Linked DNA regions of Mus musculus: region 2 is linked to region 1. The links are chromatin loops, found by intact Hi-C in ENCODE. Cell type or tissue: heart. All regions are shown on one strand. Each heading gives the region's core, and the rest is flanking DNA. Links, peaks and the distances in the headings are about the cores only. Region 1 has its middle 42 kb from the start of Gm33116. Region 2 overlaps Syk (spleen tyrosine kinase).

Region 1 (15,886 bases), core at 3,030-11,029:
TCACACAAAAATCAGGACAAAATTTTTTTTAAATGAGCACCTTCAAGACTGGCCAAGAACTTTAAATAAATAAACAAATAAAGGCGAGCAGTCACAGTCACCACCCAAAAGTAGACAAATACCTACTTGAATGGGAAGACAGACTCCAGGACAGCCAAAAGCTTCCGTCTGCAGAGTGCAGAAGGCCAGCCTACAAGACAGCTTTGAGGGATGCTGCAGAGACTGCTGATGCTTTAAGTAGACGCATTAATGGTACATGAGACAACAAAGTCAGCCTGGAGAAAGGATTGAAGCCCCCCCCCCCCCCCCCCGCCGCCATGCAGCACAGCCTGTGCCAGAGGGAGCCACTCACTGCAAGCATCCATGTCTGCAGACTCGTGTGTGTGTGTGTGTGTGTGTGTGTGTGTGTGTGTGTGTGTGTGTGTCTCTCACACACACATACACACACATGTGAGCACACACACACACACACACACACACACACACACACACACACACACACACACACACACACACACACACACACACACACACACGAGTGCGGGTGCTTATGTGCACACACACACACACACACACACACACGAGTGCGGGTGCTTATGTGCAGGGTTCTGCATACACAGTGAGCTCAGAATATTAGACAAGCTCTGGCGTGAGCCTTCTTAGCCACGCTGCCTCCCTCTCTCCTCGCCGCCTTCTCACTTTCGCTTGTCTGTGTAACCGTCTCCCCGCCGTGACATGAAGGGGGCGGATTTGATGGTTTCTAAACCAAACTCCAGTGCTGGCATTTAAAAATCCCAATCTGCTGATGACTTCTAAACTAATACTTTGCCAGAGAGCTCTTACATAGCTTTCTAACATTTTTCTTGGATTTTGTAAAAGACTCTCTGTGTGTGTGTGTGTGTGTGTGTGTGTGTGTGTGTGTGTGTCTGTCTGTCTGTCTGTCTGTCTGTCTGTCTGTCTGCATCTCTGTGTGATTATGGGCAGAGGACAATCTCAAAAACAGCTCCCTTGGTTTTTGTTTTGTTTTGTTTTGTTTTGTTTTGAGACAAGGTGTCTCACTAGCCTGGTGATTGCCAAGTAGGCTAGACTGGTTGACCAGTCTAGCCCAGGGTTATCTGCCTGTCTCTGCTTCCTCCCCAATTCTGGGATTATATAGCACCACCATACCTGGCTTCTTTAAATGTGACTCCTGGGGGTGAAATGCAGGACCCTGTGCTTGGGCAGCGATTGCTTTGCTGACTTATCCATCTTCCAGTTCACTTACTCTTTAGGTTTCTGCCGTAATAGCACCAATAAAAACTTCCTTTCCAGCTACCAGCCTCACAGCCTGTTTGACAAAGCAGACAGCCAGCCAAGTAGGGGAGGAAGAGAAGGTCTCTGATTGATTTGCTCCCACACAGAAATGTCATCTGTGACAGAAATGGACACTCAGGAGAATGGGAGACTTAAGATCTCAAATTTAAGAGACCATTGGAGAGATGATTAGAGACAAGAAACAGATCCCTAAATTACTCGGGGCGGGGGGGGGGATAATCAGAGAAGATTGGTAAAGAATATTGCCTTTTGGTGGTTAATTAATTAACTTGTGAGGTGGCGTTACTCCATTTATTAATTAAAAGACCCACTAATGTCTAAAGACCTGGGAAAGGTCTGAAGGTGCTGAGGCAGCTACCCTGGAGCTGAGCCTCTGCCCTCATCTTCCAGGCACAGTGCTCCCAAGGTTCCACCTCTGGTGGGAGACTCACATTGCTGTGGCTCTCAGAGTCTGGCATCAAGGACAGATTCCTTCCCATTTAGCTGACAATTGTCCATGAGGCTCACACTCATCCACAGATGCCACATGGAAGTACAAGCAAAGGAGAGCCATGGCGAGTAGTCCACCAGGCTCCAGGGCTTACTCTAGGTGGCGCTACTGTGACCTTATAGTTACCTTGGGGACAGACAGACAGACAGACAGACAGACAAGCTTTGTGGCTTTTGTAGTCAGTTTGCAGGAGGTACTTGCTTTGGGGATTTCCCCTCATTCCTTTGTATCCTCTTTGGTCTGCAGGCATCTACAGTGGCTTATCTTGACTATCAGCTTGGAAGAATTTGTGATTGTGGAAAAAACCTCAGGACTTATCTGTGAGGGATGAGCTCCATCAGGTTAATTGAGGTGAGGAAACCCATCCGCACTGTGGGCAGCACCGTTCCACGAAGGACTAAGTGGAAGGGAGATAGCAAATCTGCCCTGGTTTTATTTCCATCACTGTGATAAATACACTGGCAGAAGGTGATTTAGGGGGGAAAGAGATTGTTTTACATCACAATTTCAGGTTAGGGCCCATCACTGTAGGGAGAATACAGCAGCAGGAGCTAGAGAGACATCACATCCACAGATGAGGGCAGAGAAAACAGAGGTACCCATGCCTAGTACTTAGCTCATTTCCCCACTTAATGGAGCTCCAAACCCAAGCCCAGGGAATAGTGCTGCCCATTGTGGACAGGTCTTCAGCCTCAATTCAGGCAATCAGAACAATGCTCCACAGAGATGCCCAGAGGCCCGTTGGGAGACTTCTCACCAGGATAATTTTACATTGTGTCAAGCTGACAATTAAAACTAAAGATCACCAGAGAGAGAGAGAGAGAGAGAGAGAGAGAGAGAGAGAGAGAAGGGAAGGAGGAGGAGGAGGAAGAGGAGGAGGAAGAGGAGGAGGAGGGAGAGGAGGAGGAGGAAGAGGAGGAGGAGGAGGAAGAGAAGGAAGAGGAGGAGGAGGAGGAGGAGAAAAGATCACACGAGGTGGCTAGAATCATTCATCCTTCTGTGATTGCTGACTCTGCCACAATGTGACCAGTTGCCTGAAGCTTTTGTCTCTGTTCCTTCTGCGGCCATGAGGGGACTGTACCTGGGAACTGTGAGCTAAAACATAGCTCCCTTCCTTAAGTCACTTTTTCAAGTGTTTTGCCACAGCACTAAGAAAAGTAACAGATATACAGCCACCTCTAACTAAGTGGTGACAGCTCTTCTAGTCAGCTTCCTGGGTCACAGCTATAGCCTGTTCTTGGCCACAGTCTCCCTACAATGCTCACAGATCGATCTGTACAGTGATGTCTCAGTTGCTTCGTGTTGCCACAACAAAGTACAGAGTGGGTAGCTTTTGGGAATGGAAATACACCGCCTTATGCTGCCAGAGGCTTAAGTCCGTGATGAAGGACTCCAGTGTGGTTGGTTTCTAGTGAGGTCCATTTTAGACTTAGTTGTTTCAAAAACCTACTTTCATTATGAGTCTTTGGTTCTTCAACCTCTCTTCTAGCCCACCACCCACCAGAAGTAGGGGAAAAGAAAGATTAATACGAATAGGGGTTGTGGACCTCTTTTAAAACAGTTCTTTGGGGGCAATTCCAATCTTCATTGTCAGCAGTCCAGTTCACTAGCAAATACCAAGCATGAATCAGTAGCAGCAGCGCAATCCAGAAGAAACCACGAGGCTCCACCAATTGGCACGAGTCCATAGACGCAGCACGAAGCAGCAGAAACATCACCAGAAGTAACCTTCCTTATTCCTGCAAGTATGTCTATGCAATACCAGAGGTCAGAACGGGGCATCTGATCCCCTGGGCCTGAAGGAACAGATGTTTGCAAGTTGCCGTGTTTGAGTGATGGGAGCAAACTCAGGTCTTCCAGATAAACAGTCAGTGCTTGTAATGTCTGGCCATCTCTCCAGCCCCACAGCTGTGCTTTAATGGGGACTGTGGTGGACTCGACTTGACTCTGCTTTTTTTTTAGATTAGAGAAGGATACTCACAATGAGACTGGTGACCGGGAAGCAAGCTGCTCCAACTATGAAAGCTTTTATTTGTTCTCAAAATCACAGCTTGTTTTTCAGAGTTAAAATTAGATTTCAAGTCATGGTTGAACAATGCAGCATGAAGGTCCCCCACACAGAAAGAGGAAACAAGGTTCAAATGGGGCTGGGTTGATTGTTATCAAAGTGAGCACGAGAACTGGAATTTTAAGACAGGTTCAGTTGTTGAAAACATGGTGGGATATAGAACAGCAAAAATCTCTAATTGAAACTTCAAGTGAACCAGTAAGGAATCCAAGAGATCTCGAGTCAGTATAATTTGTTTTACTTGGAACTTGGGCAGGAATTAAAACTATAATGTCTGGCCTCATGAACATGTGTCCCCATGGCCTTGAGCCTATAGCCAAAGACTGTGAACACAATATTTCAAACAATGTGTATGATTTTACATAACAAACAGATCACATGCCTAGGAGATGACTTTGTGATGTCCAGGGGATACAGAGAGAAGACCTTACCCTCAAGCACACACCAATGGCCCACTTTCTAAAAATGGCCCTACCTCCTAAAAATGTCCAGACCCTCCCAAAATAGTGCCACCAGCTGGGATAAGTTTCCAAACCATCACAGCTGGGAGTGATTCATACATGGTGTGGCTGGCTCTGGAAGAATTTTCAACCCTTTTCCTCAATGGCTCGGGAAAAGAATCTCTTTGCTTTTGGTTTTAGGTGAGGGAATGAGGGATACTATTTGCCTTTAAAAAAATAATAATCTTTCAAGGATGTAGAGTGGGACCAGAGGTGAGGGACCACGTTGGACTCAATTTCCATAGCTGAAGAGAGAGTGAGCAGAGGTAAGAACAGGGAGGAGATGTTAGTGTGAGGTAATGTTGATAGGAGCAGGAAGCTGGGGAATGGAGTCTGGCTTTGGGCATGGTTGAGTGCAGCGCTGTCCCTGAGTGCTTCCTGGGGATATGTGGCCTGATATCTATTCACACCTCACAAGGCTCCCATGACTGATGAAAGAGAAAGTTTTCGCTAAGTTCATCTTGGTGAAGCAATGACTTTACTCAGGCTACTGAATTCAGAAACCTAGGTGAGGGGTAACTTACAGGAACACGAGTGAGGCAAGGCATCACCAGAAAGCTCACCCAGCGTGGGTAACCACTCCTTCCAGCTGCAACCCTGCAGCTCCATGCATGCCTGGCAAGCATCTCTAGAAGACTCTTCTCCCTAACAAGTGTATACTGCTTTTATAGCCTCATGGAGGGGCATTCTGAGGCAAGCAACTTCCTAAGTCCACTGAGCCTTGTATGTTTCTTTAACTTCCTGAGTCTTTCCTCTTCAGCAAGAGAATGCTTCCATTTGAAAGAGAAAACTAAGGACTTGTTATTGGATTCCGTAGATGCGATGCTGGGCAACATGAACTGAGCACTGGGAAGGAAGGAAGGAAGGAAGGAAGGAAGGAAGGGAGGGAGGGAGGGAGGGAGGGAGGGAGGGAGGGAGGGGAATTGAGGGAGGAAGGAGGGAAGGAGGAAGGAAGGAGGGGAGGAGGGAGGGAGGGAAGAAGGAAGGGAGGAAGGGAGGAAAGGAGGGAGGGAGGAAGGGAGGGAGGAAGGAGGGAAGGAGGGGAGGAGGGAGGGAGGGAGGAAAGGAGGGAGGGAGGGATGGGAAGCAAGGGAGGAAGGAGGGAGGGAGGAAGGAAGGGGGGAGGAGGGAGGGAAAAAGGAAGAAGGGAGGGGGAGGGAGGTATTTGGGGAAACTTGAATTGCATTTCTCAGACTTGACTCCACAGTAAACTCTCTTATTTCCTTTGAGGTGAAAACTACTTTCTGTACCCAAACCAGCAAGACTCTGGGCAGTGCCTAGAGAAAGAAAGAAGTCAAGGCAACCTTTGCAGGGATGTTTTGTTAATGGAAGAATTACTGCACTCTTATGCTGAAGAATCTAGTAGAGGAAGAACTTTTTGAGTTGAGATGGACATGGGACCAGGTGAGAAAGAGGCCTGAGAGCAGCGAGCATCCCATGATGCAGCCTTGTCACACTGGCCTGGGGGATGGGCAGGCCAGATCATCAGGGTGGGAAGTGGCCTCCAGGCAGAAAGGAAATGGCAAGTAGAAGGAGCTGTCCCAGTATGGATGTGATGCTGTCCCACTGTGGACACGATGCTGTCCCAGTATTGACATAACGCTTCAAGAAGTGCTTTGTCATGTGCTGGACCACAAAGTTTGGAGAAGTAACCACAGGAGGGTGTGGCTCTGGTGTTACAGTTCCCTATGTTCCTTGTACTGTTAGAACTGATGGGAATTGGGCTGATGTAACCTTTCTGGCTTTTCTATGCCTGCCCCAGCTCCCGAATAATGACACAGAGATTTATTTTTATTAACAGATGCCTAGACCTAAGTTAGGCTCATCCTCAACTAGTTCATAACTCAATTATCCCATGTATAGTCATCTAAATTCTGTGACGTTGGCTGCTTACCTCTCAACCAAATTCCTAAGTCCGGCTTCCCCTGAGTCTGAATGGCAAATCCCCACCCCTGAGTCTTTCCCAGCGTTTCTTTCTCTCTGCTGGATGTCCCAACTTACTATCCTGCCTTTTGCCATAGGCTATGGGTGGTTTTGTTTTAACCAATCAGAAGATGCCTTAGGCAGTCAAGGAAGGACAGAGACACATCTTCTTCACACAGGGTACAAAAACATCCGTCCGACAGGCTGAAGTTATTCTAGCGAGGTTAAGTAAAGGCTGGAGAGAAGCACAGGCTATGAATGGGTGTATTAAAGGGGGAGTGGCTACACAGTAGACAACCCTGTGCTTGATGAAGCTGAGGCAGGGATGCAGGGGTGAGACACTGGGTGGAAAGGGTCAGCAAGTTAGAAAGCTGGTAGCTTTGAAGATGGCAAAGGAGACAGTAAATGTGCTCTTGTGCTGTTGTTTCCAGATTTTGGTGGTTTCTGTTTATTTTATTATGTTTGTTTTGTTTTGTTTTGGAGACAGGTTTTTCACAGCCTAGCTTTGAACTCATGCATAGCCCAGGCTGACCTGACTTTGGTGGGTTGTGTGCTATGTCAGCACACACACCCATACCCCACAACACACAACCCACCATGTTAGGTCACCATGCCCAACTGAAGCATTAAGGTAGAAACACTGATCAGATGAAATAAGAAGGAGTAGAATGAAGGATCAGCAAAAGGGGGTATGAGGTCATCAGCAGAGAAGGCTGGGTTACATGAGGAGGCAGGAAAGCGGCTGTGAGGGGGCGGCAGTAGCTGAGGGAACCCACTCCCACCCTCAGCAGGAGGACACTGAAATAGCTACATGGCTCACTGCCATTGGAATCAAGTAAAGAAAAGAGACAGGGTCACACCACCTGCATAAGTGATAAAGTGAGAACCCGCACAGCAGAGGTGACCCAGCAGGCTGTCCCTAGTTGCCTCTGGATCCCCACTGAGCCTCACAGAGAGGCCTTCCGTGCAAATTAGGAACCCAGAGAACCAGCTTCCCCACCGCACCCCACCCCCCCCCCCCACACACACACACCCGTACATAAAAGGATCGCTGGACCCCTCTGCTCATGAGAATCATGGGCAATGTATATGTGCTAGAAATCGACTTCCTGAACCCACTCTGGGCTCTGGGTTGAACAAAGGTGGAGAGGTAGTGTGAGTCAGGTCTTGCACGCGGACATTTCCCTAGCACTCTGTTGCTAAGTAGACCTATATCACACAGCGCAACCCTCTGAATCGGAAAACTTGTTTTAGTGCGCCCCCTACCTGTAAGGCTTAGAAAGAGCAGTGGTGTGAAGCTGACTCTCAGGGAGCTTGACATCTGGGAAGGAATCACTTAAATTCACAAAAAAAAATCACCTTTTGTCTGGGGTCAGTGTGTGACCATGACCTAGGTGCAAAACCTGACCTTCCAGACTGTAGATAGAGGTCAGAAATGTGACAGTCACACCAGGGTGAAGTCCAAACAGGCAGGTACCAGAATGAGTTCTGAAGACACATAAAGAAGACAGACAGAAGAAAGCTACCCTGAAAACAGCTGCCCCTGGCCCACTGCTGTGTCAGCACACACCCCCACACCCCACAACACACAACCAACCTGTACTCGCGTCTTCCAATCTGTGGGTTTATGGGCTGGCTTCTTCCACATTTCCCTGCTCTACCAACAAGCTCAAAGTGTTCAGGATCTGTGTCTGGTGCCTAGAGCATTGGCAGGCACTCCCAGAATCTCTAGGAACCCACTGCATGTTATAAATGAAGGGTATACCACCACCTCTGCAGCTCTTTCCAGCCCGGTTACTCAAACAATCTGCTCCTGGCGTGTCTCCCTATGGGCTAGAGACAACTAGCAGAGACAGAGACAGGCAAACCCGAACTCCAGAGGACAGGCAAGCCACATAAGCTGTCACGGTCCAGTTACTTTCTGCTCTTCCAAAGCCAGTCCTGCCTACACATCAGCTTCCTGCAACGAAGGTCTGGGATGATCGCTCAGGTTGAGAAAGCGCTTGCCACCCAAGCAGGAGAACCTGAGTTCAATCCCCCAACATGGTATAAAAAGTCAGGGGCACCATTGTAGCCTTGTAATCCCAGCACTGGGGGTGGGGGATGGGGGTGGGAATTGGCAGATCCTAAGACTTGCTGGTCACTCTACCCACTGTCATCAGAAAACCCCAGGTCCCAGTGAGAGACCCTGTCTCAAAAGCAAGGGATAGGGATAGCTCAGCAGTTGCAGAGGACCCAGGTCCGGTTCCAGCACCCACATGGTGGTTCATAAATACCCCTAACTATGGTTTCAGGGGAATGCCCTCTTCTGGCCTCCAGGGGCTCCTTCGTGCACATGGGGCACAGGATCTCATGCCAGCAATTATGCATGCACATAAATGAATAAATCTTTTTTTTTAAATTAAAACCCAACGTGGGTGGCTCCTAAGGGATGACCTTTGACCTCTCTTTGTACAGCTGTACACATGCCTTCAATCACACAAGTGCACTTGCGCACACACACACACACATACACAATACACATATACATGTATACCCATACATGCACTCATAACTCAATTAATACAGGAAATATAAGATTTCCCAGAGTGGGTCAAGCTGTTCATCACGGTAGGGATTTCTCTGGGTGTCTTTCTGTGCTCATTGTTGCTCAGTAATCTCACCCTCTGGCCCCATTTTCCATGATCCCACTCACGTGATGAAACTGCATCCCTGAGGCTGTTAACTTAGCTCCTGCTAATATGCCATCAGGAACCGTGCCTGGCACAAAGGCAGAGGTCAATAAAGACCCATCACCTGTGAAGTTACAGGTTGGCAAGACTGTTCTTGACAGAGCTTATCAGTTCCCCACATCCCACCTCAAGTCTTTCCGTAAACGGACACCTTTTGTTCCCCCCACCCCATGCCACCCCTACCTCTGCTTGGTAACCATTCTCCACACTATGTGAGAAATCTCAGCAGTTCACAGTGAGCCTCCTCCATCATCCCACCAACCCTCGGCAGAGACGAGTCTTCCACTTTCCATCACAGAAATCCACCCCCGGAGAAATCCTAGAATAGCAGGAAACCTACACGCCATCTTCCCCCAGGCTTAAAATCCACACGGCATCTGTGGAAGCGACGGCAAAGTTTGTCCTTCAGCGTGTTTGTTAGATTTATTTGTGTTAGCGGGAGGGGTGCAAAGAACAAGTGGAGAGTCAGAAGGGACCTGGCTCTCTATGTTAGGTCTCTCCCTTGGGGTACAACTCAGTTGTTAGGCTTAACTGGAGGCCTCTTTCCTTGCTGAGCCATCTACCCAGCCCTCAAAGTTCATGTTTCAAATGCAGAGGTGGCATCATTGGGGCTTAGCACAGAGGGCTTTGATTCCTTCTGTTGCGGAGTGAAGAAACACCCAACACCAACCACGCCGATTGCTAGTGTGTTCTCGGTTGTGATGAACTAATTAAAGCTTTCCAAGTAGCAGCTGGAGAGGTGGCTTAGTGGTTAAGAGCACATGCTTCTCTTTCGAAGAAACCAGAGTTCAGTTCCCAGCATCCCTATCACGCTGCCCATTACTGCCTATAATTCCGGCTCCCGGGTATGTGGTTTCCCCTTCTGGTCTCCGCAGGCACCTACCTGCCTTCAGTTGTGTAAACTCACACACAGGTATGCCACACATATAAGCATATATAAAATAAATCTTTCAAACAAACAAAACTTTTCAAGTAAGCTGGTCCAAAGTCACATAGGGCAAGAATAGAAAGGGTTTTGATTATTTTCTAAGGCATGTGTGATTTTTGTTCAGGGTGTGGCTCTGCGTTCTGCCCGGCTGCTGGGCATGGCCACTGGGGAGGCAAAATTTTGAGAGCTTGACTGTGATTATCCCACACTGTTGTGGTCAGGTGTTGGGTTTAAGAAAAACACAGAGCACGGCTCAGGGGGTGGGAAAACACAGTCTGAGAGTGGGGAGAAAGCCAAAGCTGGTATTTCCTGACTTCCAGGGCTCCAGTTGCCTTAGAGAACTGCACAGAGAAGTCAGGAACAAAGTGTCCGGGGTCCCCAGGTCTGCGATGAGGCCAGGGCCTGTGGTGGTTCCCAGACATCAGACATCCAAGCATCAATGGGAGTCGAAGAGCTGAGAGCGAGCCTAGGGCTGGGGGAGGGGGTGGGGAGGATGTCTTAGTCAAGAGTTTCTATTCCTGCACAAAATATCATGACCAAGAAGCAAGTTGAGGGCAGGGGAGAGTTTACTCAGCTTACACTTCCACACTGCTGTTCATCATCAAAGGAAGTCAGGACTGGAACTCAAGCAGGTCAGAAAGCAGGAGCTGATGCAGAGGCCATGGAGGGACGTTACTTACTGGTTTGCTTCCCCTGGCTTGCTCAGCTTGCTTTCTTATAGAACCCAGGACTACCAGCTCAGGGATGGCACCACCCACAATGGACCCCCCCCCCCACCCTTGATCACTAATTGAGAAAATGCCTTACAGCTGGATCTCATGGAAGCATTTCCTCAAGGGAGGCTCCTTTCTCTGTGATAACTCCAGCTTGTGTCAAATTGACAACACAAAACCACCCTGTACAGCAGGGGAGCTCCAGTTCAGCTCAGTGGTGACTGTCCTTAGCTTGACAGTGGTAGTTGTGGCTGGGAGCACAGAGAGATTTTCTACTGGAGAATTAAGCAGGGGTTCTGAGGTCTTCTCCCTGTTCCCCATGGTAGATGAAAGAGACAGTCCTCGGTTCCAAACCGTTTATCAGTTGTTCATAGTGGAGAATGGGTGTGTATCTGCGATTAAATACTTTTTGCAGGGAGGAATGTCTGGAAAGAGAAGCTTACTGGCTAAACCCCCAGGGCCTCTAGATACCTCCTTAACATGGAGAACTCTGTTCTGTGCCTACGTGACCACAGGTCATGTTTCCTTATGTGGGAAGTGTGGCACATGTTCCAGGCCAGGCTTCTGGCAGGGAGTTGTCTAAGTCTCAGGTGTGTACCCACTGAGTTCCCAGGGTCTCAGACCCACTCTACCCACCAAGCTTCCTGGCATGGTTTACTGTCCCACAAATGGGTGTGGGAAAAGATTAGATTTAAACATAATGATATATTTTTTAAAAATAGGTTGGATTTTAAATTTTTTTTAGAAACTCCAGTTCTGCTCCATATATATATATACATACACACACACACACACACACACACACATATATATATATATATGTATATATATATATATAACGTATAAAGTAAACAAAATGTAACCTAATTATATTTTTATTACATTTATTTCTTTGGAGGGAGGGTCAGCATATGTGAAAGTCCTATAGTCAGTTCTTTGCTTCCACCTTTAATGTGGGTCTGCAGATTGAACCTGGACTGCCAGGCTTCATAGTAATTCCCTTTACATCCTGAAACCTGGCTTTCTGTCTCTGTCTCTGTCTCTGTCTCTGTCTCTGTGTCTGTCTCTCTTGTCTCTCTGCCTCTGTCTGTCTGACTGCCTCTCTCTCTCTCTCTCTCTATATATATATATATTCTTGTATAGCATTGCTGTAGGCACCTCTTTAGAATCTATGACACATTTTATATCATAAAAATCGCAACTGGCATGGTGGCTTTCATACAGTAAGTTCCAAATGCAGGTCTCTGGAGCATAGAGCTGTGTTACATGCTCAGGTGAGCAAGCCTGAATATATAATGTTTTAAATACAGTACACATAGCATTTTTCTTTTACATTGGAATCAAGTTGTTGATCCTTGGTACACAGAATCAGCTGCTGGTTGTAAACACCCCTCACGTCCCAAGATCTTGTTAACTGTGTCCAATGGGCTCGTTAAATGTCACCTGGAGCTTAGCGTCTGGTGCACACCTGTGATCCTAGAGAACGGGATGAGATGTTTAAGAGCAGCCTGTGTTATCCAGACTGATCTGCTTTGAAACAAACAGGACCCCAACAAAACGTGACAAACACACATTACACAGCTTCCCTAAAGCCTTCATCTGAGAGTCCTAGAACCTTCAACACTGCTGAGTCTGGTTGAATCCGTTAATCATTTTGCATCCACACGCCATTCACTGCATTGGCTTTAAGATTACTTTTATTTATACGGTTATGCATGTGTACACGAAAGTTGTGGGGTGTGTGTGTGTGTGTGTGTGTGTGTATAGAAGCCAGAAGAGGGTATCAGATCCCTGGAGCTGGAATTATAGGTAGTTGGGGAAGATGAAAGCCAACTCTGGAAGAGCAGCAAGTACCTTAGCCACTGGGCTATCTCACCACCTCCCTCCTGGTTTTCCCCCTTGCCTTTTGCTCTGCCTTGTCATTTTTGTTGAAAGTTAAATATGCTGTGTCAAGTAATGGAGTGAGGTACACAGGCTCCCACCACCAAGGCTCATCTGATGCTGGCAGAGAAGATGCTGTGTTGAAGGTCTACTGTGGTACAGATATGGAGTTCTGCCTCCTCGACTGTCCTTGCTTCTCTGTCTTCTGTCAAGGCACGACTGACTGAATGAGGTCGCATCTTGCAGCTCGGTCACCTGGAGTGACCTCAGTCGTTGGTCACTGTTCTCTTTCTCTCATACATCAAGTACATCAGAAAATACTTTTGGCTTCAGATTGACTGTGTATTTTGCCCAGGGCTGCTGTCAGGCTCCAGGACTCTTCCCAGGTGTGAAGTTCACACCCTCAATCCTTCAAGGTTCTGCACAAATCTCATTGTCTTACTGAGCAGTTTAGAATCCTGCTCTGCTTCTATCACTCTGTCCCCAAAATAGGCTGGCTCTCTTTCTGTTTCTACCTTGTTTTTTTTTCTCATTAGAATATATGATACTTCAAGGATGCCATTAATAAGTATTTTATATATTTATATACAATTGTTATATATTTACCTTATATTTATACTATATATAATATAATATAATGTTATTAATATAGCATAATATTATTAGGCCTGGGACTAATTTTAGACATTCTATTCAGTCTTGACACCTAAGTCCAATGCCAGGATCCCACAATGCAAAGAGAGAGCCATTTCCTGGAAATTGTCCTCTGACCTCCACACACTGTGACTCATGAACACACATACGCACACTTCACACACGTACACATATACATACCTCACACACACATACACACACTCATACACATGTACACACTTCACACACATATACACATACACTCACTTTACACACATAATAATAATATTCCAGAAAATTAAAAAACTAAAAGAATATTAATAACTTTGCGGAAATAGAACATAAAATCGAATGTCTACTTCTGTGCATTTGTTAGCCTGTGCACCCGAGTCTTTGCACACAAGTCTCGTGTGCGCAAAAGAAATAATTAACAGTGGCCTCTAGAGAGTGAGCTGTTGTGTATCCAGGGTGGAATAGGAAGGAAGAGTTATAGGAAGTCTGTCCATATTAAATATCACTTGAGTACATGACCTTTGCTTTTCAAAATAAATTAAATTCAAAGTAGGAAACAAAGCACATGGCTTGGGCCGCACTGTCACCTGCATCCTGGAAAGATTATGCACAGACGGCTGCTCTGTGTTCTCTCCCTATACGGCAGCAAGCATCTCTAACCCACAGACTCGTTTTCTCACTTTGAATCTCTTGTCACCCAAGACCACACTCTTCAGAGCTCTGGTGAAGACGGGGCAGATAATCAGCCTTTCCTTTCCATTCCAGCCTGGGCTTTCCTGCAAACAATTATCTCCACAGATAAGAAGCAATTTGCTCTCAAGGTGAATGTCCATTTCGCCTGGCAAACCCAGCACTGCCGTGAATGAAAGTCCATTTATGTTCAATAAATAATTCAGTTAAATTTATATTCCAATGCCGAGTCTCATCAGACCTTGGGAAATTGGTTTTGATGTCTTCAGGGCCTTTTGATTCCCTCCTCATCTTTCTCTGGCTCCTGACTCACTGGTCCTTTCTTTCTTGGCTGGGTGTGGGACTCTCCGGGGCACTGCTTTCTTGTAGCCATGTGTCTGTTCTCGCAACAGGGCTTCCCGGAAATGTTGTGTCCTTGTGCTTGCCTGAGACTGAGAGTCGACCCCGAAGTCTCTCTGCTGCTGAGTCCAATACAGCTCTCCTTAGCTTTCTTCCCCTCAATTCCCCACCCTCACCCCCCATTCTTTTTAATGTTAGAGTTAACTTGCACCCTCTATAATTCACATGCACGTATGTGCAGGTGGACAGGTGTGCATACGGAGAACAAAGGACAAGCCATTATTCCTTAAGAGCTGTCTACCTGGTTTTGATTTAGGGTTTTCGTTTGTTTGTTTGTTCTATTTTGTTTTAGGGGGTGGTCTTTCACAGAACCCAGAGCTCATTCATTAGACTGGGCTGACTCTCTAGCAAGTCCCTTAAAACAACAATTGTGTGCCCTAATGTTTCGAGTTACAGTGAATATAATCCTGCCCTGGGATGTGTTTTGCTCATGACATTTGTCATTGTAAAACACATTCTGTGACCATCTCCGAAGACTCTCAGTACACATCTCTAGAAGCCCACCTCCAGCCTGAGAAGAAGGCCGGCTTCTTCCTTCACATCCTAGCTGTAAGAACTTGGACCGTAGCCACTTTCTCCTCTGTATAAAAGGGGAAACTCACAGACTGTCTGTCTTAAGGCTGCTTAAAAACTGAGTTCCTCCTCAGGAGACTCTGAGACTGGCAGGTGGCCAAGGGTGAGCTCTCAGACTCTTCTTGGTGCTTCTCGGTAATTTGATGACAGTAGCTGATTTTGTTTGAAGGATTCTCCGTTTCATTAAGTCAGTAGCTGATGGATACTCGGGAACTCATGGCTGAGTTTTTCTCTATTGGAATTTTGCCCTAAAAGCTTGAAAAAAAAATAGAAAGGATTTAGTTTCCTCAGTTCATAAAATATAAGTCAAAGTATACAAATGGGCACTGGCCAAGCATATATGCTACCCAGGTACGAAAGAGTTCTTATATAACACATGCCATGCATAGTGAACAGACATAATGAAAAAAATAATTAAAACAATAATAAAATGAGCATGCTCTCTGGGATAGTTAGGAGAATGTATCCAGTCCTCCTGTGCACTGTTCACACTGGCTTTGTCAGACCTCAAGACAACCACATCACCCACATATCCTCTCCCAGCAGGAGTGATGCCCTCTTGACAGTCGCCTCTGTACAGTCCCCTGCACGAGACAGAGGCAGCTCCACTGAAGAGCCTCCTTCTACCCAGCAACTGTTTACTGTTTGTGTAACTTGGAAGACAAAGGTCTGAAGAACTCTTGCCATGCAAAGGCAAAAGCCTACTTGCTACATTGTGTTATATGTTAGGGATGGTGGTCAAACAGAAAACCTAATCTCTATGTGGATAAAGTTGAGTGTGCATAATGAAGCTGTAGAAAGAAATGTGTATCTCCTTTCATTTTGCCAGTGACTCACTGATAGCACACACTGGATCGAGTTTACATATATAACAGAGTTACCCTTCAGAGTCTAGGCAGGATCTATTGCAGAATTCCCACAGCTCCTGGATCCAACTATGCTGCAGTCATTTATGGAAAATGGTGAGATGCCAGGCATGGAAGCAGATGATGGCAATCCCAGCATCTGGGAGGTGGAGGCAGAAGGGTTG
Region 2 (15,886 bases), core at 5,150-13,149, 350 kb before region 1:
CTGTAACCAGGCACAAGACTCCTGCCAGTTCTAAAACACTACTCTACAATTCTTAGTTAATGCACCAAGGTGAGGACAAACACCCAACGGATCAGGAGTAGACATGGTTTTCTTTTAAAAAGTATCACTATTGGGCTGGGGAGGCAGCTCAGTCTGTAAAGGGCTCGCCGTGAAATCATGAGGACTGGGCTTCGACCCCCAAGACCCCAGCATATAAAAAGATGTTTGTGGTACACAGCTATAATCGCAGCACTGGGGAGGCAGAGACAGGTGAATTCCTGCGCTTCTCTGGCCAGTTTCCATAGCCTAATTGGTAAGCTCCAGATTCCAGTGATAGACCCTGCCTCAAAAAGCAAGGTGGACGGGGCCTGAGGAACTATTATTATTATTACTATTATTACTATTATTATTATTTTATTATTATTACTTCTAAGGGCATTTGTACCTGCACAAATGTGTACTCACAACCCACACATACTTGTGAACATATCTGAACATATATAGTCATACCCACCACATGTATGCATACAGAGAGAGAGAGACAGAGACAGAGTCAAAGACAGAGAGAGAGAAAGACAGAGATCTGGCATTCCTAAGTGACACATTTCTGTATTAAAGGATAGCTAGATAAACTGCTACAGGTCACAAGTGAACTCAGTTGTGTTGCCGGTTGTCACATCTCTGTGTAAAATCAATATTAGTTCATATATAAGGTCTAGACATGGAAAATGCTACACGATACACACATTACCAGCAAACTATTAAGAGTACCAAAAGCACTTACCATTTACATACAAAACATATAAAGATCCAATAAATGCCTACACCAAGGTTAGTCACAGATATTTGTGTTCTGGAGATAGAATATATTTTTATTTTCTTATGAATTTGCTTATTTCTATTTAGCTGTTTTCTATACTATACTACATTCTAATACAAACATGTCACTACTGTCACCACAGTTAGCATACACAAAGGATGCTTTTACTCTAAATGAGTCAGAAATGAAGACTACAAGATGGCTCAGTTGGTAAAAAAACAAAAAAAAAAAAAAAAAACTTGTTGCCAAACCTGATGACATTAGCTTAATCCCCAGAACCTGTGTGAGGAGGAGAAAACCAATTGATGAGTCCTCTGACCACATAAGCGCTGCAATGTGTATGTGTGTGCGTGCAATAAACACACGTACTTGGACGCCAATGTCTGGGATTAATTGAGCAGTGTAGGTACGTTCTGAGAAGTTTTCAGAATGCACTCTCACACTGAAGATGACAGCAGTGCAATGAGTCAACGGTGCTTACTTTTTCATTTGGTAGTATCCCTTTTTCACAGTCCCGAAGTTACCGGAGCCCAGTTCATTGTCCTCCAGGGTCAGCAGGCTCCTGTCCAGGTAGACCTCTTTGGGCCGGATCTCTTCAGGGTCAGCATAAGGGCTCTCGTACACCTCTGTGTCCATGGGCAGGGCTTCTCTCTGAAGGCCTGCAACGTAGTCAGGGAACAGATGACTCCAGTCTGGACTCCTGTGACATTACAACCCTTGCCACCCTGCCCTAAACTCCTTCCGTCTAAGGGACAGTTGCATGCAGCGGAGAAGCGAAGCAAGGGAAGAGACAAGATGGTTCTTCTACACCAGTACTAATGGCAGATAAAACCTTCCTTAGACTTTAAGCCAGCTGTGACAGTCTCCTATTGAGAAGTAGCACCAACGACACAGTCCTTGTTGGCTTTTCATAACTGAACCAACAGAGCTCAAGAGAAATGATATGTGTGCTTCTCAAGGCTTGAAAAAGCCAACATGCTTCATTTCTAAGATGCTAAGGAGTTCTACTGCTCTGAGGCTCATGTGAGACAGGCCGTGAACTCAACACAAAGCCAGCAATGATGCCGACGGTGTATACAACACGATGCATGGCTTCTGCGGGTCTGGGGATGAAACCCGGGGCTCCGTGCATGCTAGACAAGCACCCTATATGAGTCACACCTCCAGCCACAAGGCATAAATGAAATGAGAGATAACTGACTCTTGTTGCTTTAAGCCTCTATTCGGAGGCGAACTATAGCAACAAACAAACCCCAATCTTGTTAGTAGAAAATCAGATGCAGACACTCATGAACCTACGAAAGGTACCGAAAAAACCCATTTCTGGGAACAAGTCTCCTGCGCCCTCCTGCACTGTGTCCCCTGTGGCCTCCCAGTCATCACAGCTCCCTGAACAAATCTAGAAGAATCTGTGAGTTGTGCCTACCGTCAAAGCCACCCAGAGGTTACAGTTATGCTTTGGCAACATTTTCTTCCAAGAATGGCAACCAGGGTCCCCGGAATGTGCCAGACACACAGCATGATGCTGCCGATGCTAACAACTCAGGGTTTTTGTTTGTTTGCTTGCTTGCTTCTTTTAATTATAAAAGACCATTTTCACTAGACAGGACTGCTTGTTTTATGGATAGGTGATATTTTCTACCTGTGGCTGGTGGATATCACCACTGTTTAGTGTGGACCATCACTGTAAGGCAAAGTTGGAATGGTGCCAGGAATTTGTAAGCTGCCTCTACATGCTGGCAAGCCTGTGTGTACCCTGCTCGAATGTTTAATTGAGTAAAAGTGCATCTTTCATCTCTCACCTCTGTCTGGGCCCCAGGGCCCTCCCGTTGGCTCATAGGGGTTGAAGGACACAGTGCTCTCTGGACGGCTCCCTTGGGGTGGGGCAGGCTGAAGCACACAGATGAGAAGATGTTATTTTTCTGCCCCGATGCCACCATTTCCAAGTGTTCACAGATAACATAAGCAGGGGAGGCAGAGGATTAGGAAGAGGTCAGAAAGGCTCATCTCATTCTTCAGGCAACTGTTTGGACCTGAGAAGGCTAGACAGGCTCATGGCTTATAGCTCCCACCCCTGAAGTGGCCTTAGGGAGGGAGGGAGGGAGGGAGGGAGGGAGGGAGGGAGGGAGGGAGGGAGGGAGGGAAGAGCATCTGTTCTGACTATCCCAAGAGAACTTCCTTTCACACCTCCCAGAAAATAGCAGGACCTCGCAGGCTCCCTCCCCATGGGTTCATTTCTGCTTTCATCTAACGTCAGGCAGAAGTTATTTAAAAAGTCAAACCGTGTCCACCTGTTTTGCCTTCCATACAGATTGAGACACCAAGGCATTGCTACCACAGGGTAGCCCAGGCCAACCAGCTGCAAGTCTCAGAGAGGAAGGCTGTATCCTGCCTCACCCCCACCCCATGCACTTCGGTCATTATCGTGATAAGGACCATGATAATGTCATCGGGCACATGCCCTGTCAAAGAGACAGTCTCTCTGTCTTCCTGAAGGAAGAGAACTCTTCTGGTTTTCCTGTGGCTGTTCACTAAGGCACACTGGCCCTTATACACGGAGATTTCTCATTCGATCCATCAATATCAATTTGTTTCATGAAGTAGGCAGAGGGGGTGAATCTCCTTATAGTTCTATTTGATACATTTTTAAAAACTTTTCTCTGGCCCATCTTTACTCACAAATTAAAGCAAAGTGGTGGCTATTAAACCCATCTCACAGGCAAACCGCCGTCCAGCTCTGACGGCTCTCTCCTCCCATTTCTGTCTTGTCTTGAATATCTACTTACCTTATCAGCATCCACACATTGCCATGAAGTAGTGAGATAATGCCAGATTTGAGGGGAAGTGTAGAGAAACAGAGACATTCAGCTAACATTACACAGCCACCATCTTGAAGCACATATCAAAAATCCCACCCGCCTCACTGACGTGACAACCCCACCCATCAATGTTTAGCAGCTGGGTCACACTCGGTCACTACGACTTGCTGGCTTCGTGGTGTTAACCATGAGTTAGAGTCTGCCAGCACCTGTGGGAAAGACCTCTTTCAGCAAAGCCAAAGGACATCCAGTCTCAGATGTCACAGGATCCATATTCTCCTGGCCTCTCTCAACACTCCCGAAGGACTGTGTGATAGAACTAACCATGGCAACAGAGCAGAAGTTATGCAGACTTAGGCATTAAATCAAAGCTCAGTAGCTGGGCCACGCTGGTAACGGATGCTAAGGAGAAACACACAACACAGACGTGTGAAAGGATGGATGATGGACACATAGGTGGGTGAATGGGTGTGTGTATGTACGGACAGATCCATAGATGGATGTATGGGTATGTGGACAGATATGTGGATGGATGGATAAATGGATGGCTGAGTGGATAGATAGGTAAATGGATGGACGGTTGAATCAGTGAGTTGGTAGATGGACAGAAGGATGCGTGGGTGGATAGATGGTGGATGGTTGAACAGAGAGACCTTTCAGAAGATGGAGATGTGGAATGTAAACTCACATGGTTTGAGATGAATTCTCTCTTCAGTCTTTGCTCTCAGGAAGGGAACTAAGCATAGGCAATCTCTTGCGAGCGACCCTCTTAAACATTTACACATCACTTCAGCAGAGTTGGCTGTTGCTTAGAAGCCCTGCCTAGGAAGAACTACCCTAGTTTATACTTGATAATAGCTACCATCATCCAGCTGCAGTCTCCAGATGTCTTTTCCGGTTAGCGTGACTACCATGTTAAGTCTTTTGATTTTTTTCCTCTGTACACAAGAAATGTCTGAGATCCCCAAGACAATCTGACCATCATGAAGTTAAAGGACACCCCAGGGTAGGGAGGACAGGCGTAATCCTTCCCGTGGATAGAAGAGCGTCTACCCTCTGCCGCTCAGTGTCTCAACTGGGGGCTTCATGCAGTCTCTCTGGAATTATCTCCGGAGCAAGGGGGCTTCAAAAGACTTGTTATAATAAACCAGCACTCACAATTTCCTAACAAAATCTCTTGGAATATTTTTAAAGCAGAGCTGAGGGTCTTAGGAAATCAGTTTTAAAAAATGGCAGTATATCAAAAGGACGTAGGGATCAGTGGGGGGAGGGACCCCTGAGCATCCCAGCTCCTGGAAGGAGTTCACACCCAGATAGACAGGAGCTACCCCTATGTCTCGATGACAGACAAAAGGACAAAACAGGCACCTCCCTTGGAAACTGGGATTCTTCTTTAAGTGGATGTAGCTCAGTGCTTCATTTCCATGCTGCCCAACAGAAAGCACCCTATGAGTCCAAGCATTCAAGATCCAGACAGAGCCCCTGAGACCCAAGAGATTCATAACCCTTCTCATCTGGATGCCTCACCCTTAGGACCCACCACCTCCTGCCTCCTGCACCTAGGTGGCAGCCTAGGGAACTGGGACAATCATGGCACCTGGCTTGAGTGTCCTGCAGAAGGAATGGGCAGGGCCAGAGCAGTCATTGGCTGCTTTGTGGTGCAGATGAAGATACAACCCTCCTCCCCTCCACTACCAGCTCCACTGTCACCACTGAAAGCTCTGGAAGCAAAGCTTCAGTTGAAAGATGAAGGGAGGGAAATGTGAGCTGTCGTGAGAAGCATTGCTGGTAGACAGCGCTAGCATGCGTTATCCATCTCTCCACTTTGTACTTGGTGGTCTGGCCCTCCCTGGCATCTCTGTTCTGCACTGAGAACAGAGCTGTAAAGGAAGCGCTGACAGCTTCACCCTTACCCTTTCCACTTATGCACAACTTCTAGTGGCCCCTAGATGGCGCCAGGAATCCAGCCTTGGGTAGATAATTTTCAAGTTCGAACTACTCTGTCACAGTGTGTTAAAAGTGGGGATGCATTAGACAGGCTTGTGTGCGTGCGTGCATGATATTGTGTGTGCGTGTGTGTGTGAGCAGTTGTGTGTGTGCATGTGCCTGTGAAGGACAGAGGTCAACTTTCAGGAACTATCCACCCTAGCGTTTGACACGGGGTCTCCACTGGCTGAATGGCTGGTCAGTAGGCACCAGGGACTTGCCTGTCTCTCTCTCTAGGCCCGTGATCACCAGAGCTCTGCAGCACACCCTCTGTCCTGTGGAGCAGGTAGCCTCTGCCCTGTGTCCTGCTTCCACAATCTTGCCTTTTGCTTCCTGGACCTTGACTTTCACTCCCAGCTTCCTGCCAGTATTTTCAAACTAGGCAACGGTGGTGGCAGTGTGGGTGGTAACCCTCCCCAGAGGCCAGAAGCCATAGGGCTCCAGGACACTGGCTGCAATCAGCTGGCTACAGTCTCCAGTCTCAGAAGGAGCACAGGCAGTGTGATGTGGGCAGACTCTGTCAGAAGGTGGGATGCGGTTAGGTTCACCTAAAGATGAGCACATGCCCTGTATAATTATTCTTTGATCTCACAACAAAGACCTAAAACCTGGCCTCTTCCTCCTCTTTCTCTTCCTCCTCTTTTTATTTTTTTAAAAAAGTTAATTTATTTATTTACACTGTCATTCTCTCTTCAGACACACCAGAAGAAGGCATCAGATCCCATTACAGATGGCTGTGAGCCACCATGTGGTTGCTGGGAATTGAACTCAGGACCTCTGGAAGAGCAATCGGGGCTCTTAACTGTTGAGCCATCTCACCACATAGCAGCTTACAACTGTCTGTAACTCCAAGATCGGATACCCTCATACAGGCACACATGCATGCAAAACACCAATGCACATAAGATAAAAAGAAATACATTATTTCAAAAATCTGTATTTGACTTTCCAAGTATTTTTCTCCTCCTGGTGCTAAGGACCAAATCTAGAGCCTCATGGTTGTTAGACAAATACTCTGTCACTAAGCTAAGTCCCCGCCCTGGTTTCATTTTAAATTGATAATCCTAAGATCAAAGCACAGTTTTCATTAACTCTCTAGACACTAGAGTTATTTCAAGTGCTTGTTGACTGGGCTTTGTTGGTGTCGGCTTCTCTAAAAATGTGCACATGGCGTAGGTGGATTTCTATGTGCCTGCACATGTATGTGCATGTACGTGCGATTGCTTATGTGGACATTCGGGGGCCAGAGGCTGACATCCGATATCTTTTTCAATGCCTTCACCACCTTATTGTTTGAGGCAAGGTCTCTCACTGAACCTGGAGCTTGCCTCTTTGACGAGACTGGCTGGCTGAGGGGCCCTCCTGCCTCAGCTCCTCAGCACTGTGATGGCACCGTGTGCCACTGTGCCTGGCTTCTTACTTGGGTGCTGGGCATCTGAACTGAGGGGCTCGTGCTTGGGTGACGAGCACTTTGCCTACTGCGCTATCTCTTCCAGCTGCAGCGTTGGCTTTCGCTATGACAACTGGCTCTCCTGAGTGGTCAGTACTGAGTCACGCAGAAGACCCAGCCTGAGGCAGTCCTGCTGCTGAGAAGGGGCTCACTGATGGGCTTACAGTCCTTAGTAGGTGACTTCCATCATGAGGATGATCTCACATGGGCCTGACTCAGGTGAGCATTCTTAGATGTAAGTTTAGACTTTCTAAGGAAAGGGAAAAGGGGGCGGGGAAGGGAAGCTGACCCCTACCATGCAGCAGCTTTCTTTAGCAACACCACTGAGGTTCCACCTGGCTCTGGATCCCCTCTGCTTGACAATCTCTCCCATGGACATTGCAATCACTTAACTGGTCTGTTTAACTCTGTAAGTCCTTGAAATACATCTTTGTGTAGCTATCCGCAGGCAATCCATTTGCCATGTGTAAGCAGCAATAGATGCATACACAAATACACATACTATGCAGATGCATATGTGTGTATATGGTGCATATTCAGGGCATATGCATTTCAAATATGGTATACGACTATGTACACACGGGCACAGATATTTCCATGTATGAGTGTATATATGAGTGTGTCATACATGTGTATGTGTGCTCATGTACATACAGCATCTCTGGTTGATATGTCTCCGGGGGAACCCAAAAGATAAACTTGAGATGCTGGGATGAAAGCACTCCTTGCCAGGACTGTGCAGAGCTGGGGGCTGTGAGTTAGCAACAAGCCTTGGGCTACGGCAAGTGGAATGACAGGGTGTCATCAGAAGCTCTTGAAGAGTCGGTTGAGGAGGGGGAGACACAAGGCTTGCAGTGTCTGTGAGGCTTGTTAAGTGTGGTGTCACATTCAGGATTACAGAGTCTGTGAGTGGCTGCTGGCCTGAGTGGACACCTCTGAAGAGCTTCCTTCATCAGGCACGTTTAAGTCCCTTAGCCTGTGAGGTACCGTGTTGCCTGGCTCTCACTGGGCTTGCTGGCCATGAGCTACCCCAATCACATGGGGGTGTGTCGGGCTCTGAGAAAGGTCCAGGCAGCCGCAGACTATCCTCTAACATTCTCCTCACTGACTGAGCTTAGCACAACATGGCTGCCTTCCTGTTCAAGCATCATGCTCCTTTCTCCGCTGTGCTCTGGCCATCAGGGTTAGGACCCTCTAGGAAGTGGCCAACAGAGCAAATAGTTGCTGAGTAGAACTCGTGGGCATTTATGCTGTCTGTTGCTAATAAATACCTTAATATACAACTCTGTGTACACTGGCTTAATCATATGCCCACACGCTTGGAAAAAACATTGATATAAAATTGAAACAACTATTAATAAAGTTAATCTTTACCTAAAGAAGATAAAAATAAATATGATAGAACAACCTATACATATTATATACACAGATGTATATAATACACATTACATATGTGTATATATATGCACATATATCTGTGCATATACATACATATACACATATGGGGGTGCATGCGTGCGTGTGAGTGTGTGTGTGTGTGTGTGTGTGTGTCTGTGTGTGTGTCTGTGTGTGCATGCTTGTGTATGTAATTCACTATAAACAAGTCAACACAAAGGTCAGGGTAGGACTTCTTATAAGTCTGGAGCTTGGGAGGTGGAGTTAAGTTCAAAGACAACCTTGGCTACAGAGTAAAATCCCGTCTCACAGACTAACCAACCAAACAAACAAATAAACAAACAGAAACCAGGAGCTTGGGCACAGCTCAGTGGTGAAGCGCTTGAGTTTGATTCCTAAACCCTGAAAATAAATCTGTGTAGGAGTCAAGGCCCATACATGGGGATCAGAGGCAACTCGCAGGAGTCAGTTCTGGCTTTCCCCTTCCACCCTGTGTGAGTTGCAGGAAATCACACTCAGGCTGTCAGGCTTGGTGACAACTGCCTTTGGCCTCTGGGCCATCTTCCCATGAAGGCCTTTTTTTACTGTCCCTCAAAATTCAGCCATGTAACAAAATGCAGAAATCAACCTGCTGTCTCAGGGGGTAGAGCTCCCCTGGGGACCTTGGTTGCCTCCACTGGGAAGAACTCTATGTGGCAGAAGCCCTGATGCTGCCCCTTGTGACTCTGGACACTGAAGGTGAGTTGAGCGTGCAAAGACTCTCTGGAATGAGAGCCAGCAGGTGGGGCTCACTGAAGTGACTGGAGGTACGTGTTGTAAAGGGCAAGGCAACGTGGACAGGCTGCGCAGCGGCGGTGACGGAGAAGCCACAGGCAGGGAGGGCATGTGTGCACTGTGCAGGGACTGCAAGGCTCAGTAGGAGCACAGGAGGCAGGGTGTAAAGAGAGGTAAGGAGACAAAGCATGGGGCTGCGAGGCTCAGCGGGTATGCTCGGAGCTGGGCAGGCGGGAGGCACAGAGGCAAAGCCGCATTGGGTACAGGATAGCCAGCCAAGCACGGGCTGCAGGAGGGTCTATCCTACCACTCAGTCAGGGACAGCAAGCACGGGACGCTTTAGCACCTTTTTGTGGCCAGGCTTTGGGAAGGAGTAGGATTTGATCCTTGAGATTATTCCACCCGGTGACCAAGTCTAGAAACCACAACGGCAGAGAGGAATAGAGCGTTTAGTTTCAGAAAAACACATGCAAGGATATTCTTCGTCATGACATGCTACCTGGCCCCGATTCTGCAAATGCCCTGCCCGCTCCCTTCACCTGCCCCAGGGAGATTTCCTGCATGCAAGTCCGGATCATTTGAGAAGCTTCCAGAAGAGCCTATCATTCTGGCAGAGAGGTCAAGAATTTTCAATAAATAATTTCCCACTGAAGGCTACAAAATTAAAGCTGAGACAAGAAGCAGCCACGTTGTCTGTGGAAATCTTGTGTCTCAGACTCCACAAGAGACTCTAGTCACTGGCTGTTCAGTGGTGTCAGTGGTTGCAATATAACATTTTCATTTACACAATCCTGGGACATACGCAACCCTCGGGTCACAAGTTAGACAGATCTGTCTCAAGGGCACAGAATGATAAACACCAGGTGAGGCCACCAGGGGGCACTGTGGTTCAGAGGACCCTAAAGCTCCAGGGTGTGTTAGCCAACTCAAGGGCTCTCAGTCTGGTAAGAAGTACTAACCCTGGAATGAACAGGTTCAGTAGCAAGTGGCCAACCGCCCCTGTTGGAGACAGAACATGTGCCTGGTAGATATTGGGTTTTTTAGCATCTAGCAAGATAGAAGTCAAGAATTATTCCCTGGTGGTGCTAATGAGCTGGGATGTGCTCGCTGAAGACCCTAGATATGAGAAGAGATGCTCTTGTGAAGTAACCTAAGTACCAGCTCCGACATCCCAGATGGAGAGGGGACTTGAGGTTCTTCTCTCTTTGAAGGCATGGCAATGAAAGGGTTAACCCAACACAGGGCCATCTGGGCTCCGTTCTTATCTAGTGAGTGGCATGGAGTGGAATGTGCATTCTGGCCAAGACTCCTTCCTTCTCTGGACCTTTCTCTTGAAATCTTGCCAAGTGGCCCCTCCCTGCCTCCCCTAATCATTAGTCAAATCAATTTAAGTCAAGTCCCTAGTAATAAGGTGTCAATTGGTTGGGCCAAAGAAGTTGGGTAGCCAACCTCAAGGAGATACCTATCCGCTGGCCATGTTATACTGATATGCATGTTGGCAGACCTGTGCATGGCACACACGAGTTCACACAGACAGTACAAGACTGAACGTGGACGATATATTCCCCTTTTCTACATCTGACCGGTGGATTTTCTGATCTCCTAGGGGGTTTCTGTCTCACTCTGTATACTTCCAAAGAATGAAGAGAAAATAAAACGGCCGAGAAACCATGAAAACACGTCTAGCTGGGCGGTGGTCACAGGCTGAGGCTTTCTCAGACTCACTGGATTCCCAGATCTTCCGGGATGTGCTCAGAGTATCCATCCCGTGCTGACTAAAGCCTGACCTTCCCATGTGTCCAGACACAGCTGCTTCCCCAGCAGAGACGCCTCAGAGAATACTTACCACGGGATGGGCATTTGGGCTTCCTGGGTGGCCTGGAAGGAGAATATGTCATGGTTACAGTTCTGTGTACTTCTGTGTTTGTTCAAACCATCTACTTCTCAGATCTATCAGTATGATGGGAACATACTGGGGAGACTCAACTTTCTGCATCTGTACTTTTCTCTTTTACTGGATTTTTCACACATTCCACCAAGTAAGCTTTTCTCTTTGAGACAGGGTCTGACAGTGGCCTTGAACTCACAGATTCCCTACCCTGCTTTTTTAATGCTGGGACTGAAGATATGTGCCAACATCCTGGCCACACATGCAATCAAAATCTTCTAGTTTTTGTTTGTTTGTTTGTTTGTTTTTGTTATGGTTATCTTTCAGCTAATGATTCCAAGAATTTGAGTGACATCTAGTTTAATCACACGGTAAAGCCGAAGCCTCACCCTGTGTGAGTTTGGCAAATCTGACACCAGGTTGACAATGGCTAGCTCCCCCAAAACAGAGCCTCTTCTGTGCCGATCACTCACCCATCTGTGCACCAATCTTTTGGCATGGTACCGTGAGGACTCTTAGTAGCCCATCTGGCTTGTAAGAGTAATGTTCCACTAGCTGGAAAAGAAACAGGGAAGAAAATGGTTAAGAGAGAGAGAGGGGGAGACAGCGGATAAGTCACAGCCCTCACAGGTTTTAAAACCATCTAAACCCCAGATAGTCTCTTTTCCACAGGGTACTCGGGGGATGGGCCAAAGATGTCCTTGGATAGAGTCAACAAACTTTTTAGCCTTGAAGCAGCTGGTCACATGCATAGTCAAGAGTGGAGAGTGAATGAATGCATGCATGCTTACTGCTTAGTGAGCACTCTCTGCTCTTACACAGACCAGAACTCAAGCTTAGGGAATGGTGCCACCCAACAATGACCTGGGTCTTCCCACATCAATTAATGTAATCAAAAGAATCCCCATGGATATGCTCACTCTCTAATCTACACAATCCTTCACTGAGGCTCTCTTCTCAGGTGATTTAGATGGTATCAAATTAACAACTAAAACTAACCATCACGGGCAGGTGAGATGGCTCAGTGGGTAAGAGCACTGACTGCTCTTCTGAAGGTACTGAGTTCAAATCCCAGCAACCACATGGTGGCTCACAACCACCCATAATGAGATCTGACGCCTTCTTCCGGTGTGTCTGAAGTTAGCTAGAGTGTACTTATGTATAATAATAATAATAATAATAATAATAATAATAATAATAATAATAAAATTTTAAAATAGTTTAAAAAAAATAACCATCACGTAGCCAGATAGGGATACATTAGGGGTTCGGGGTCTCCATAGCATCTCCATCACTTAGTCCTTTATTGACTTAATTTTTTGTTTATTTGCTGAGATAGGATTTTTTCTATGTAGCCCAGGCTAGCCTTGAATTTACTACTTTTGATCCTTCTGCATCCACAGTTAATGTAGTTATGATATCAAATTAAGGAAGCGGAATGTGCTCAGTAGCAAATGTGGGGAGCTGGGTGAATAATGTTGGGGTGCTTGAGTTGCCTTGAGGCTTACTGACAGCTAGGTTGAGAACACATTGCAGAGCAGGTATGGGGTGCTCTTTGGACAGGCAGCTGTCTGCAGCCCAGGAAGAGTAGACTTGCTTTCTAAGCTGTTTTAACTTCCTGTGGTGGCTCGGCTATGAGGATGCTTGCCTAGGAGGGTGCTTCCCATATTGGTTATCCACTGGGATGTCACCTGAAATTCAGTGTCTACCCTGGCATTTCAGAGCTCCAGGACCAGCTAGGTCACAGTCCCTAGGGTTTTTGTTTGATCAGTTACAGTATGTGTGTGTGTGTGTGTGTGTGTGTGTGTGTGTGTGTGTGTGTGTGTGCATGCATGCACATGTTATTCCAGTCCCTGATGGCATGGCCTTCTGTCAAATTCTTAATGCTGCCCTAAAATACATGATCTTGAGGCACCAGGAACTTATGGCTCTAACCAGGTGACGGAGCCTGTTTGTGGCTTCATTGACTTGATGACGGTCTGTGTGAACATTTCTCACACAAGTCTTCTAGAAATCAGAAAGTGGGTTGATGGAGGGTATGGGACAGATAGCCTCGTTCCTCCTCTTGTTCCTAAGAGTTTTGGAACTAGCATCCCAGTGGGTCTGCATTGTGCCCTCCAGGAGGGAGGGAGAGACAGAGAGAGACAGAGACAGACAGGGAGAGACAGAGAAGAGAGTCCAGAGAAAGAAAGAGTCTAGAGAGACAGAGAGAGAGGCAGACAGACAAAGAGAGAGAGATACAGAGACACACAGAAGTGAGTCCAGAGAGAGAGAGACAGAGAGACAGAGACATACCTGCCAGAGGGTGTCAAACTTCTTCCCCTCAGGAATGGAGAGCTTCCCGGTCTTGTCCCTGTCAATGCGGTAGTGCAATACTTTCCCTTCGTGCAGCAGGCACAGAGCATAGGAGCCGCTGTTGTCTCTGGCCCTGATCCTGCGAGAGAGAGCACACACCATATTACCCCTACTGCGACCTTTTGACCTAGGAAGCAGTACCGTCACTACAGTTGGTGGCCCTGGTGGGCAGCAGGTGCTCTCCAGCACCAGCAAATGGGCAGGTGGTGGGCACGCAGCACCCAGACCTCGAGATGACAGGAGGGCTCTGTACCAGAGCCAGCGAGTTAGCCAGAGGGAAACGCCAAGGGTTGGAGATGGACTATGGCAAAGATCCAGCAGGGCCATGGCGCTTTGGAGATCAGTGAAAGAGCTTGGGGGGGTGTGGCTCAGGGCCACAGGCACAGGCTTTGGGGTGTCTGTGAAGCCCCTAGACTCAGGTGAAGGACAGGTGAGGAGTCTAATGAGCTTGTTAACAGAACTTTCTGGAGCACACAAAGGAGGTTATGAACTCTTCTACTCCTATGGTCTTCTTCCCTTTCTCTTCAGTGCCAAGGCCGGGTTTAAGACATTGTTTGACATTAGCAGGTAGCATCCCCCACCTGAGACGGGAATGATAGCCACGTGGCATGAGCCAACAGAGACAGCCCAAGGCCTGAGGCGTCTGTAGGTGAATGAGACTTCATTGTTCCACTGGTACCAGGAGCTACATGTAGGACTTCAGGCCCCCATGGCGAGTGACAACATACAGGTGCACCCTTGAACCTCGAGACACAGGCACAAGGCAGTCCTGACATCATAGGAGGAATCAGTACTTAGGAAGGCCCCGGAGAAGGTGAGATCTGGCTGGCATGGCAATAGGAGGTGTGACTCTCCCAGTTCAGAGCCTCATTCCTCTGAGGCCATGCTATTCGCCGCCTTTCCAGCAACTCATGCGTTCTAATCATGAGATCTGGGGAAGGGCGAGTCCGTGGGACATCTGCGGTCTGGGAGTCCCTGAGGCCTCTGTGGCCTCTGCATTTGCTAAAGGAAGGAAGATGAATTTTCAGAGCATCCAGCATAAATGCACTGGACTTGGGAAGAGCTCAATCAAGTCCCAGCAGCCTGGAGAAGGGTGTCTGTAAACTGGGGTGGTTTGTACAGCTTTCTCCAAGCACACAACATCAAGGCCACAGCCACAGTCCAGGCTGAGCTGGGCCTTGGGACCGGAAGTGACCTCACTTCCCTTTCTCCTGCCATACCCATCTCCTCAAAGTAGGAGGAGGTTGCAACTTTACGAATGATTTCTTTTGAAATGGCGCTTGCCTGGCAGAGTGGCCAGGGCTCCCTCCAGGCCCCTGCTTGAAGCTCAGAGAAGCTGGTGAAGGGTGAAAGACCCTTCTCCGCCATCGTAGATTTGTGTTTTGAAATTTCACCACTGTGGAAACACCTCCTCCCTCCTACAGTCAGTCACGAGCACCCTGAGGTGCCAACTCCTTTGGGATGACTATGTGGCTGATAAAAGCCTGGTTGGTCATTGGGTAACGCCCAGTCACACAATAAAACACCATATATGAATAAAGGGTTGAGCCTGTTTTCTAGGGAAACCATTCACAATGTGTGCTGGCTTGCAGAAAGGACAATGTGTGAAAACACACACACACACACACACACACACACGTGTAAGGGGCTGGGATATGGTTCAGTGGGTGAGAACACTTGCGGTAAATCAGGCTGGACATCTTCACATGTGCCTGTAAGCCCAGCGACGGAGGTTGGAGAGAGACAAATGCTATGAGCTCCCAGGCTGACCAGCCCAGCTGAGGCAGTGAGCCTCTGCTCAGAGAGAGACCCTGTTTCAGAAGAATAAGTGGGAAGTGATAGAGGAAGATTCTGGAAATCTTCCTTGGGCATCTGCATTTGCATGCATGGGCATGCACATCAACACACATAAGTAGGCATAGAATACAGAGAGAGAGAGAGAGAGAGAGAGAGAGAGAGAGAGAGAGAGAGAGAGAGAGAGAGAGAAAGAAAGGAGGGGGAAGAAGGGGAAGTGGGAAGGTAAGGGGAGAGAGAGAGGAGGAGGAGAGGGAGGGTAAGGGGGAGGGTAAGAGGAGCGGTAAGGAGAGGGAAGTTCGGTAAGTAGTAGGAGGAAATGTGTATGTGTATGTACGTGCATGCTCGGCAGACAGACCTTGAACTTGCCCCTCATAGATGTGAGAGAGGAGGGTGTGACTTTTGCTGGAAGGGCTTAACCCTCTTCTCTACCTTTGTGTGCCCTCCAGGGTAAAAGAATGTGTGGGTGGTGGTGAGACCAGGCAGTGAGTGGAGGGCCTGGGAGATAATGAGATACTGAAGGCTTCGGTGTGTAAAACTCTAGGGATGCGGTCTGCATCTGATACAGAGAGAGCAGGACAGCAGGTTCACTCCAGCCTGAGTAC

Evidence for each region. Peaks named below come from ENCODE experiments on the same cell type or tissue, not always from the same donor. Only the 100,000 strongest peaks of a DNase experiment are listed, where the experiment ranks them.
Region 2: a loop joins it to region 1, with 7 times the contacts of the local background. A loop is called at or near these places in 18 of 42 quality-filtered maps.

The regions. Positions count from the first base shown.
Region 1 is chr13:52,267,509-52,283,394 of GRCm38, reverse strand. No RefSeq gene overlaps it. Among named protein-coding and RNA genes, the nearest start is that of Gm33116, 42 kb to the right of the region's middle. In heart, for the core only: a CTCF peak has its summit at 7,564; no DNase peak of the experiment used is centred there; H3K4me3 peaks cover 620 bases; H3K27ac peaks cover 466 bases.
Region 2 is chr13:52,618,481-52,634,366 of GRCm38, reverse strand. Syk (spleen tyrosine kinase) reads right to left here. Exons shown (of 14, transcript NM_011518.2): 4 at 13,428-13,566; 5 at 11,606-11,687; 6 at 11,091-11,122; 7 at 9,591-9,659; 8 at 2,623-2,710; 9 at 1,302-1,479. Among named protein-coding and RNA genes, the nearest start is that of Syk, 30 kb to the right of the region's middle. In heart, for the core only: CTCF peaks have their summits at 5,577 (motif pointing right) and 10,126 (motif pointing right); DNase peaks (open chromatin) are centred at 5,586 and 10,126.